Linked DNA regions of Homo sapiens: region 1 is linked to region 2. Evidence: read pairs that join two places in POLR2A ChIA-PET (ENCODE). Cell type or tissue: Panc1. All regions are shown on one strand. Links, peaks and the distances in the headings refer to the core of each region. The heading gives the core; the rest is flanking DNA. Region 1 has its middle 96 kb from the start of TPM1. Region 2 has its middle 63 kb from the start of MIR190A.

What was found. ChIA-PET counts read pairs that join two places held together with the same protein. Peaks named below come from ENCODE experiments on the same cell type or tissue, not always from the same donor. Only the 100,000 strongest peaks of a DNase experiment are listed, where the experiment ranks them.
Region 1: POLR2A ChIA-PET joins it to region 2 with 7 read pairs; 6 of 35 experiments call an interaction of 5 or more read pairs at or near these places.

What each region holds. Positions count from the first base shown.
Region 1 is chr15:62,944,037-62,949,413 of GRCh38, reverse strand. No RefSeq gene overlaps it. Among named protein-coding and RNA genes, the nearest start is that of TPM1, 96 kb to the left of the region's middle. In Panc1, for the core only: no CTCF peak of the experiment used is centred there; no DNase peak of the experiment used is centred there; H3K27ac peaks cover 463 bases.
Region 2 is chr15:62,884,601-62,889,977 of GRCh38, reverse strand. No RefSeq gene overlaps it. Among named protein-coding and RNA genes, the nearest start is that of MIR190A, 63 kb to the right of the region's middle. In Panc1, for the core only: no CTCF peak of the experiment used is centred there; no DNase peak of the experiment used is centred there; H3K4me3 peaks cover 834 bases; H3K27ac peaks cover 4,108 bases.

The sequences.
Region 1 (5,377 bases), core at 193-5,192, 59 kb before region 2:
AAAGTGCTGGGATTACAGGTGTGAGCCACTGTGCCCGGCCGTCTGTCCTCTATAGGATAAAATGAAATCACCTTTATATTGGCTCATAATGCCTTTTGTGATATGACCCCTTCTTACTCTCCAGGCTCCTCCTTCAACATTGGCCCTACCTTTGTCCCAGTAAACACATACAGCCCAGACCATTCATTTTTTCATTTTATTAATAAGGCACTCATCAAATATTTGAGTGATTACTAAGTGCCAGACCCTGTTGCAGAATACTACAATTGCTGTAGAAATACAGCAATGCAATAAACAAAATGAATTATCTGCCCTCAGAAAGCTTAGATTCTCTATAGGTTGGGGGAAGTAGGACAGAAGTATGTAAACAAACAAATGCACGGTACATCAGATGATAAGGGCTAGAGGAGATAAAGCAGCAGAGGAGAATGATTGGTAGAGGTTTCTGGTATTCACCCATGTTCAGTTGTTCCCTCCCTCCAGACTGTGACATAGGAGGTTCACCCTTCCCTACACCCCTCACCCCTTGCAGTTAGATGGAGACATGTGGTTAGTTCTTCCAGTGGTTTGTGTCCTTCGTTGGTGCAAAATATTCCAGCATTCACTTTCCTTGCAGCAACCAAGGAGACCGTGTGTTCCAGTGCCAGTAGCTACAAGATGGCAGAGCCTCCTTCAGCCCGGATGGCAGAGTTGCTGCTTGGAGGATAGTGGTGCTGGCAAGTTGGTCAGCGTGTAGCAGAACTTGGGAGAGGGACGATAACAACCTGAGTGGAGGCAGTGTGTACTAGGCTGCCTAGAGAAATACCTGAGACTAGGTAATTTATAAGAAAAGGGGTTTAATTGGTTCATGGTTCTGCAGGCTGTACAGGAGGCACAGCAGCATATGTTTCTAGGGGGGCCTCAGGAAGCTTCTAAGCATGGCAGAAGGCAAAGAGGGAGCAGGCCCACCACACGGCGAGAATGGAAGCAAGAAAGAGAGCATGGTGTGGCGGGGAGGTGCCACACACTTTTAAGTGACCAGATCTTGTGAGGACTCACTCAATTATCACAAGGACAGTACCAAGAGGATGGTGCTAAACCATCCCCACGATACAATCACCTCCCATCAGGTCCCACCTCCAATACTGGAAATCACATTTCAACATGAGATGTAGGTGGGGACAAATATTCAGACTATATTACAGTGGCAGTGAGGATAGAGGGGGAGGGGGCCAGGATCGAAAACTGTTTAGGAAGTAGGACTTAATAGCAGAATAACCCAGGGGTTAAGGATGAGACAGGAGGCTGGGATGAGTCCCTGGATGGGTGCCTGGGTGACCTAGAGAACACGGAAGATGAGGCTGCAAGGCTGGAGGAGAGATGATGAATTCGGCATGGGCATGTGAAATTTGAAGAGTGTGTTGGAACCATCTCATAGGTGTTTGGATCTATGAGTCAGGCACCCAGAAAAGTGGTCTGTGTTGTTTATATAAACTGGGGAGTCCATGAGAGGCAGATGATATTGGAAGCCATGGTAGTTGCTGAGATGACCCAGGAAGAGGGGCAGAAGCAGAAGGAAGAGAGCAGAGAGCCTCCCAGCATTAAAAGGGGCAGGTAAAGATGTCCTCAAGGAAGACTGAGAAGGAGTAGCTAGGGTGTTATGAGAAGAGCAGGAAAGAATATGGTATAAGACAGGCTTCTCTGAGTTCAACATATACAACATATACAAATTGCCTGGGGGTTTGTGAAAATGCAGATTCTGGCTCAACTGGTCTGGGACAGAGCACAAGATTCTGCACTTCCATAAGGCTCCCAGGTGATGTCGATGCTACTGGTCTGCAGATCACACTTTGAGTAGCAAAGATGTAGGAGAAATCATGGGAGAGACTTTTCAGGAGAATAAAGTAGTTGGCTATGAGCTTTTCCTCTGCAATTCTTGCCTGTCTAAGGTAGGAGCAGAGAATGAGGAGTACTGAGTCATTTGGGATTGAGAAATGCCAAGGCAGAAAGACCCTGCTCTTAGTGACCAGGATTACTTGGGCCAGGTGATGCCATGAGACTGAGCTGCATTCTTGGATTTTGAAGCACATGCTTGCTTCTCTCAGCCTTTGGTAGAAGGTGCATGTCTCCTGGGACCCTCAGGCAGAGCAGGTGTGTCCCCTCCACCAAGTAAGTAGGGCCAGGGCTGTCTGAGCCTGCCTCTGATAAATAAACCTGGATGGGCTCTCTAGACTCTGCTTATCCTGTTGATGAGTCTGCACTAATGTTTTAAGCTGCCTTCTGCATGATGTCCTGCAGACACCTGACTCATGGGCTTCCTTGGCTGTTGCACACCTCAGCTAGAGGTACCTTTGGAAGGCAACAGTGTGAATTCCTCTTCCACGACAACCCCGCTTCTGAGAAAGACCCAGGATGCCAGGCTGGAGAGGGAGTTCTCCACTCTGACCTTCTCTGGCTCCCTCCAAGGGCACATACCTCAATGAGACACTTGAAGTGCTCCACAATTTGACCCTTATTCTTAACTCCTACATCTTCTTTAGGCCCCTTTTCCATTCTCCTGGCTGTCTTCTCCAGCCCCAACAACCTACATCCCCTTCCTAGAAGACACCTTGAAATCTTGTGCCTTCTTTCTCCACTCTCATGTCTGCCAACATTTCAGGGTCCAGCTCAAATTCTACCTCCTCAGGAAGCCTTCCCAGATTTCCCTGTCAGAATGAATCTTTCCTAGCAACAGGACCCACCATTTGCGTTTCTGTTTTAGCATTTCCCACAAGCTGCTTTTGTTCATTGGCCGGTTATACACATTTTTTTGCCAAACAGTTTATGAGCTTCTGGGAGTTGAAGACCGTGCCATATTCATCTCTGTGTTTGGGGATGCTGCATATGGTTGTTTAGGTTGGACACTGCACAAGAGCACCCAGCTGAGGGCGAGTTGGTGGGAGCTGATGTAACCTGACCACTGCTCCCTGGCGAGGGTCTGGGTTGGCCCAGAGAAAGAGGTGACTTTTTCTATTTCACACAAAGGTGCTGTACAGGGTAGAAGAAGCCTGGTCTGTATCCCTCTCAGCCCCTGATTGTTTTGCTTTGTAGGTGACAGGGGCTTCACGAATGTTGTTGGAGTTGATGCTTTCCTGAGCTGAACAGAGAATAGAAACACTTTTATTCCATTGACAATCAGAAGCCCTCTCACTCCCTCTCCTACTTCTGTCGCTATGGGCCCTCAAGCGATCTACTTTGTTATTCTGGAGAGGCTGTACTTCTCTGAAAGATTTTTTAAAAAGCTGTCAAGATCCTGACACTTATCTGGAAAGATCTCAGCGCCTCCCTCCCAGACAGCCTCTCTCTGTCCTCAGGCGGGGTCTCATAGCTGGGCCCCATCTCTGGGTGGCTGATGGAAGACTCTTTATTACCAGAATCATGTGAGGACTGTGTCTAGCTGAGTAGATAATTGTGCATATTTCGCCACCCAAAGTGAAACTGTCCATTTTCTTATTTCCACACAGTCTGGCCCTGGGTGTTGCCACAGCTCCCCACCCTTTGCCCAGCTCACATGGGGGAATCTTGTTAATAAGAAATTTCCTTTGGGGGTGTCCTGAGGCCACTTGGACCCCATGTCCAAAAGTCATTACAGGGAGAGAGAGAGAGAGACACGGCTGCTTAGGTGGCTGGTGCTTGAGGATAGGAGAGTGATATGGTTTGGCTCTGGGTCCCCACACAAATCTCACCTTGAATTACAATAATCCCCAGGTTTTGTGGGAGGGACATGGTGGGAGGTGATTGAATCATGGGGTGGGTTTTTTTTTCTGTGCTGTTCTCATGATAGCGAATAAGTCTCACGAGATCTGATGGTTTTATAAAGGAGAGTTACCCCACACGTGCCCTCTTGCCTGCTGCCATGAAAGACGTTGACTTTTCTCCTCCTTTGCCTTCCACCATGATTGTGAGGACTCTCTAGCCATGTGGAACTGTGAGTCCATTAAACCTCTTTCCTTTATAAGTTACCCAATCTTGGGTATGTCATTATTAGCAGAGTGACAACAGACTTAATACAGAGAGAAGGAAGGAAGGTAGGGGAGACAATGGAGGCAAGCTGGCCTTTCTGCCTGAGGCCTGATTGCCTCTGAGGCTGTGAGGCACCTGGGAGAGCTATTCCCAAAAGCCCATTTATCAGAGGTCCCCAGGTGGGGCTTGGCCTTCCAGCCTCCTGCCCTTCAGACTTTATCTTTGCTGCCTCCTCAGACACTTCCCGGGCTCCTCATCTCTCCATGTCCTGGCTGGTCACCTTGAAACTCTCTGCTCTCCTGGTTCCCACAACACTGCACACTCCGAGGTCCTCTGCATCCATTCCTGCCCAGGTCTCCATGTCTCCTGTCCCACTGCCCACCCACTGAATGTTGGGGGACCTCTGCTCTCACACTGCAGGCTTCTCTGGCTGGCCAGCGGTGTGGTGTGTGGCCTCAGAGCTCTTCTATGCCTTGACCAATATGTAAGTGCACACATGTAAAATTAGTTTTAAAATAAAAATGGTATCCTATATGCAATGGCTGTGGTTTTTTGTTGTTGTGTTGTTTTTTTTTTTTTGTCTTGCTCTGTTGCCCAGGCTGGAGTGCAATGGTGTGATCTTGGCTCACTGCAACCTCCACCTCCCAGGTTCAAGCGATTCTCATGCCTCAGCCTCCTGAGTAGCTGGAATTACAGGCGTATGCCACCATGCCCAGCTAATTTTCATATTTTTATTAGAGAGGGGGTTTCGCCATGTCGGCCAGGCTGGTCTTGAGCTCCTGGCCTCGAATTATCTGCCTGCCTCAGCCTCCTGAAGTGCGGAGATTACAGGCATGAGCCACGCACCTGGCCCACTATATGTTTTAAAACAATGAAGTAGCCATAGCATAGCTAGACTAGCATAGACTAGGATACAATAGAATACTATAGCGTAGACTAGGATAGAATAGCATAGCATAGCATAGCATAGACTAGGATAGAATACAATAGCATAGACTAGGATAGAACACAATAGCATAGACTGGACTGGGATAGAATAGAATAGCATAGGCTGGACTGGGATAGAATAGAATAGCATAGGCTGGACTGGGATAGAATAGAATAGCATAGGCTGGACTGGGATAGAATAGAATAGAAGAGTAGAGTAGAATAGAGTACAGAACATTGCAAAAGGTGAAAAGTGAAACTACTGTTTCATGAAACTTATTTCAGTTAGACTTTTTTGTGTGTCCACGGTCATAATTTAAATGAATGTATTACTATGGGGCATGATGAAAAAAGTGGAGAACAGCCATTGTGAGTCTACACTATGCAGCTAGAGTGATTTTAATTTGTAAATCTGAGTATGTCCCCCACCTAATGCCTGTCAGTGGTTCCCTAGCTTGGTCACTCATTA
Region 2 (5,377 bases), core at 177-5,176:
GTTCCCATCTTCTAGGAAACACCCTTCCCCGCTTCCCACTTGGCCAACATGTAGCATTCTCAAGGGCCAGCTAATGTCCACAAAATTCATCTTGTGATCAGTGTTGGGAAAGACCTTAAATATCATCTGGTTCTAGGAGCTACTCCTTTCTAAAATTGAATTTCTTCTATAATTTCTAGGCAGAGTTGAAATACCATTGGTGACTGGGGGCTCAATCTCCTGAAGACAACCCATTTTATCTTCATATAGCTTTATTTTTATTAATGATAATTACTACTATTTGTTGCAATTCAACTTATAGTAGTTGACAAATGTTACATGAATGTAATTCTCACAACAACCTTACGAAGGAAGTATCTCTATTGTCTTCTCATCTCATTTTACAGAAGAGAAGATCAAGTCTGAGGGAGGCTCAAGGACCTGCCCACGGTCACAGAGCAGGAAGCGGCAGAGCCTGGAGGTCTAACTCCAAAGGCTGTGTGCCCTTTGCCGCTGCACTGCGACCTCCAGGTCTTCCTGGTGTGCAGAAATTCTTCACTGTCACAGGCGCACTCAAGATAGAGTTGTGCACAATTGTCAAATGACCTCTTAGAATTCTCAGTGCTTAGAGTCTGTCCTGCACACAACATAGCATGTAATGACCTAGACTTGCAATCTTTCATGGATCATTGTTTCAAGAATTTAGTTTCACTCTCCACCAAAACTGTAAGTTCCTGGAAGGTGGGACCATGCTCTATGCTCATTTTGTGTATTTAATTTTTGTGTGCTTAATTTTCAAGACTTTTTACATCCATTTCAGAACCTATTAGGTGGGTAATTGCGGTTTTTGCCATTTAAAATAACAGTGAAAACTGTAATTGTGTTTGCACCAACCTAATAGAATAGACAGCACTGAGCACATGCCAAGGGCTGATTGATTGAACAGTGCTGGGGAGAAGAGCAGACAAAGAGGCAGGAGCCCTGGATTCTCGTTCCAGCTCTGCCACTACCAGAACAGTCCTCTCCACTTGCCTCAGTTTCCCCATATGAACTGGATGATATGTGCCACAACCATCTTTTGATTGGTGCTCTCCCAGGCTACAGGGCTGGTGGCAAGGCCAGGAAGAACTAGCCCATTACTCAGACTGAATCATGCCCTCATGCACTCACCCAGGAAGCAGTGATGATACCCTAGAACACATAGCTGGAACAGGGAGCAGGACATCACCCACAGGACATAGACTAACTTCTGCTGGCACTCCTGGTCTATTCATCCCTTATGTTCTTAGGCCAGCAAAAAGCAGAAATCCTGCACAATTCACAGTCGTTCAGTCTCTCACTCCTTAGGAAGTTTCTCAATGTTTAGCGAAAGGTTTTTATACAACGTCAATGAGGCCGGGTGTGGTGGCTCACGCCTGTAATCCCAGCACTTTGGGAGGCCAAGGCGGGTGGATCATGAGATCGTGAGATCGAGACCATCCTGGCTAACATGGTGAAACCCCATCTCTACTAAAAATACAAAAAATTAGCTGGGCGTGGTGGTGGGCGCCTGTGGTCCCAGCTACTTGGGAGACTGAGGCAGGAGAATGGCATGAACCCGGGAGGCGGAGCTTGCAGTGAGCCGAGATTGCGCCACTGCACTCCAGTCTGGGAGCTGGGAGATAGAACGAGACTCTGTCTCAAAAAAAAAAAAAAAAAAAAAAAAAAAAAACACCAATGTCAATGAGAAACAACAGAATCTGTAGAAATTTCCTTGGGAAATCCCTTACTGGCTAACTCACCAAGGAAGTAAGGAAGCTGGTGTATGTTCAGCCTTCACCACTGCATTGGGCAATTTTTCATTCATTTGTTCATTTATTTCACAATATATTTTTTTTGGGCCCATCATGGACTAGACACTGTGCAGTGTGGTGTAGATACAATGATGAACAAGACAGGACACAGTTTCTGTCTCAGGGGGCTTACAGTCTTGCTGGAGAGGGAGCTTTAAGCAAATAATTACACAAAGCTTGATTAAAATCAGGTAAGTGCCACAAAGAAAACGTGCATAGAGCGCCAACAGGGAGGCCTGACTTGAGGGTGGGTTTGGGTCGGGGAGGGTTTCTGGGCGGAAGCAGCATTTACCCTAGGACCTGGCACATCCAGGAAAGAGAACGTGGTGAGGTCTGGGGGGTGCTCTGATTTCCAGCACACTGTGGGAGACAGGAATCAGATTCCTCATCTCAGCTCCGACTCCCAGTGGCTGTGAAACTGTGTAAGTTCACCTCTTCTCTCTGGGCCTCAGCTTTGGTTTGGTTTTGTATTTTCATTGCTGTTGTTATTGATTTTCCCCATCTGTAAAATGAAGATGTTACTTTAAGCAAATGTCGTGATGCTCAGATAAAAGCCGTGGTTAAGTTGTCACCTTGAAGACTGAACAAATTAATAAAAGGGATCCTTATCACGGACTCTTCCCCTTCATATCCACCGCATCTGTGAAAGGGAGAGTGTCTGAGGGAGAATTTCATTTGACGTTTAGAAAAATGAGAGTGAAATGGGTTTTCCTTATATGGATTCTCCACTTTATAAGCCATATACCCAGATTATATACAGACACATGCAGGGGGCTGCAGAGGGACTGGAAAACCTGGTCCCAGGTGGCCTGTGGACGGGAAAGCCAGCAGACGTGTGAGGGGAGAAAAGAGCTTATTAAACAAACCTCACTGGCAGCCCTTCTCCTCATCTCTTTTCCAGATGAGCCTGAAAATGCTCCGCCAAGAATTCTAATGAGAAACAGATTTCCTCTGGCTCAGCCTGTCCTTCACCTGCAGACTTCTAAGCAGAGATACTGCTGTCCACTCCTGCCGAGAGTCCAAGGGGGGTTTGTTTTAAATTCTCTTCTGCAGCAATTGGAGCTTTGAACGTTTGAGAACACATTTCAGATTTCTCTTCTTTTATACTTTAGCCAAAAAGCACGGGGTCAAAATATGAAAGGAAGCAAACACAGTCATTTGGTGGAGGGTTGGGGCTAATCACCCCGAAGTCCTGGTCGTTCATCAGCAAGCCCTTAAGTTGAAAGTGCAGGGATCCCAGTTTGCACGGAGAAATGTTTGTTCTGTCGTGTGAATGTTCCTGTTTGTGGTCCCACCCACAGACTCCAGCGTGGGTCAATGACTCTATTGTGAAGCAAAGAAAGCCAAAGCAAGACCTTAGCCAGAAAGATGTGAAAGTGGGTTTTGTCCCTTTAACCTGAAACAGACGTTATGAAAGAGATTAGTCAACCTCTACTATGTGGGCTCAGGAAATGTCCTGAATTTTCATAGCTTTGGAGAGTTCTAAGACAAACATGGTCTCTGCTTTTGCCCTCGCGGTCAGAACCCCAAGCCTGCCTGGCCCCCTGCAGCCCTGCCATTGTCTCTCACAGCCCCGTCTCTGTCTGTCTTGTTTGCTCTGCTTCCCACAGGCTTTGCCTGCTCAGTCCACAGGGTGGAGGGAGGGTGGGGGCATTTCTTCCAGCAACCCAGCGCAGACCCTCGACTCCCCCTGGGTTTACACATCATTGTGGAAAGAGCGTTCTTTTCATTTCCTATGTCATCCTGTCTCAAAAAAAAATCCTTATTTCTTAAAAGCGTCCCTTCCTATGAGCAATCAGGATGGAGGTTTGCTAAAACATACTTTGGCTTGTGGCTGGGCATGGTGGCTCACACCTATAATCCCAGCACTTTGGGAGGCCGAGGTGGGCAGATCACCTGAGGTCAGGAGTTCAAGACCAGCCTGGTCAACATGATGAAACCCCGTCTGTACTAACAATACAAAAATTAACTGGGCATGGTGGCTCAGGCCTGTAATCCTAGCTACTAGGAAGGATGAGGCAGGAGAATCGCTTGAACCCAGGAGGTGAAGGTTGCAATGAGTCGAGATTGTGCCACTGTACTCCAGCCTGGGCAACAGAGTGAGACTGTCTCAAAAAAAAAAAAAAAAAAAAAATATATATATATATATATATATACACACACACACACATGTATATACATACGTAAATACATTGTGTGTGTGTGTGTGTGTGTGTGTAAATATATATATAAAATATTGGCTTGTATCTGTCTGTGTGGTGGGAAAGGAGAGATCTTGACCTCCCTTGACTCTGCCATCCCAACTTCTGCTCCCCCAGTACCAGACTCCCTTTCATGAGAGTGATTTGCTCTTTGAACCAAGTTTCATCAACAGTCAAGTTTGCCAAGACAAACTCTTTACCTGGAAGGAACTCCCCTGAAAGCCTAGTGTTCAGAGCATGTGTCGTCTGGCAAATGAATGCTCAAAGGCTAAAAACTAACTGGAAAACGACTTCTATTAACAAGTTTGTCAGCCTAAATAACAGACTCTGAGAGGAAATTCAGGAACAGGTATTGCAATGGAATACTCTTGCCATAGTAAACTGTGCGACATTCACAGAGGTAAAGGAAGACAAAGGTTTTTAAAGGAAAAATGAGGAGGATGACATAATTGTTTTGAGATAATTATCCTTGCCTGCAAAGATCAATAACAAAGGTGGTGTCATTCTGAGGTTGGACAGGCAGTTGCTGGGCAGTTGTCCTCACAGAAGTGTTTATGTGTAAGGTTGTGATGGTCTTTGGGCGAGGTTGTGATTTTTGCAGTCTTTTGTGATCTTGTTATCAGGCATTTGTGCATAAGAACCCTTCTTCATGGCCTTCCTGGTTGTATTTGTCAGGATTTTTAACACAAGTGACTCCACTTTGATTCTGACAACTTTCACAAGTTACTTAGAAAAAAAAGCTGGAAGCAAAACTGGATTTTTCATGTGCTCAAAAATATGGAATCCAGAAGCTGGGCGCAGTGGTTTATGCCGGTAATCCCAGCTACTCGGGAGGCTGAGGCAGGAGGATTCCAGTAGCCCAGGAGTTCAAGACTAGCCTGGGCAACATAGAGAGACCCCCCCTCATCTCAAAAAGAAAAAACTGGAATCCAAACATCACATCAAAAATAAAAATGCTTAACAAAAGAAAGGATATAAGGAAATATTCCAAAATGTACTAAGGCTGGGAGGTGTAATGGGATGAGAATGAGCTTTGGGGTCAGGCCACCTGCTTCCCTGGGAGCTCTGAGCAAACCGTTGTATGTCATTAAGCCTCAGTGTCTTCATCTGAAAACAGAAATAAGGCTTCTCCCCATGAGAGTTCTTGCAAGGATTAAATACGGTGATGTATATCAAGTTCTAACGTGGTCTAGTCATGCGAAACTTGCATTAGCTTTATGTTGGACTACTGTTCTGCAGCTTCTAAATTTTCAAGATGTGGATTTTAACTTTATAAAGGGAAACACTAAGCTTAAAATAATTACAACAACAATATGGTTCATGTTATAGGGACATTTCATGCAAGGAAATATTACCCAGATTAGA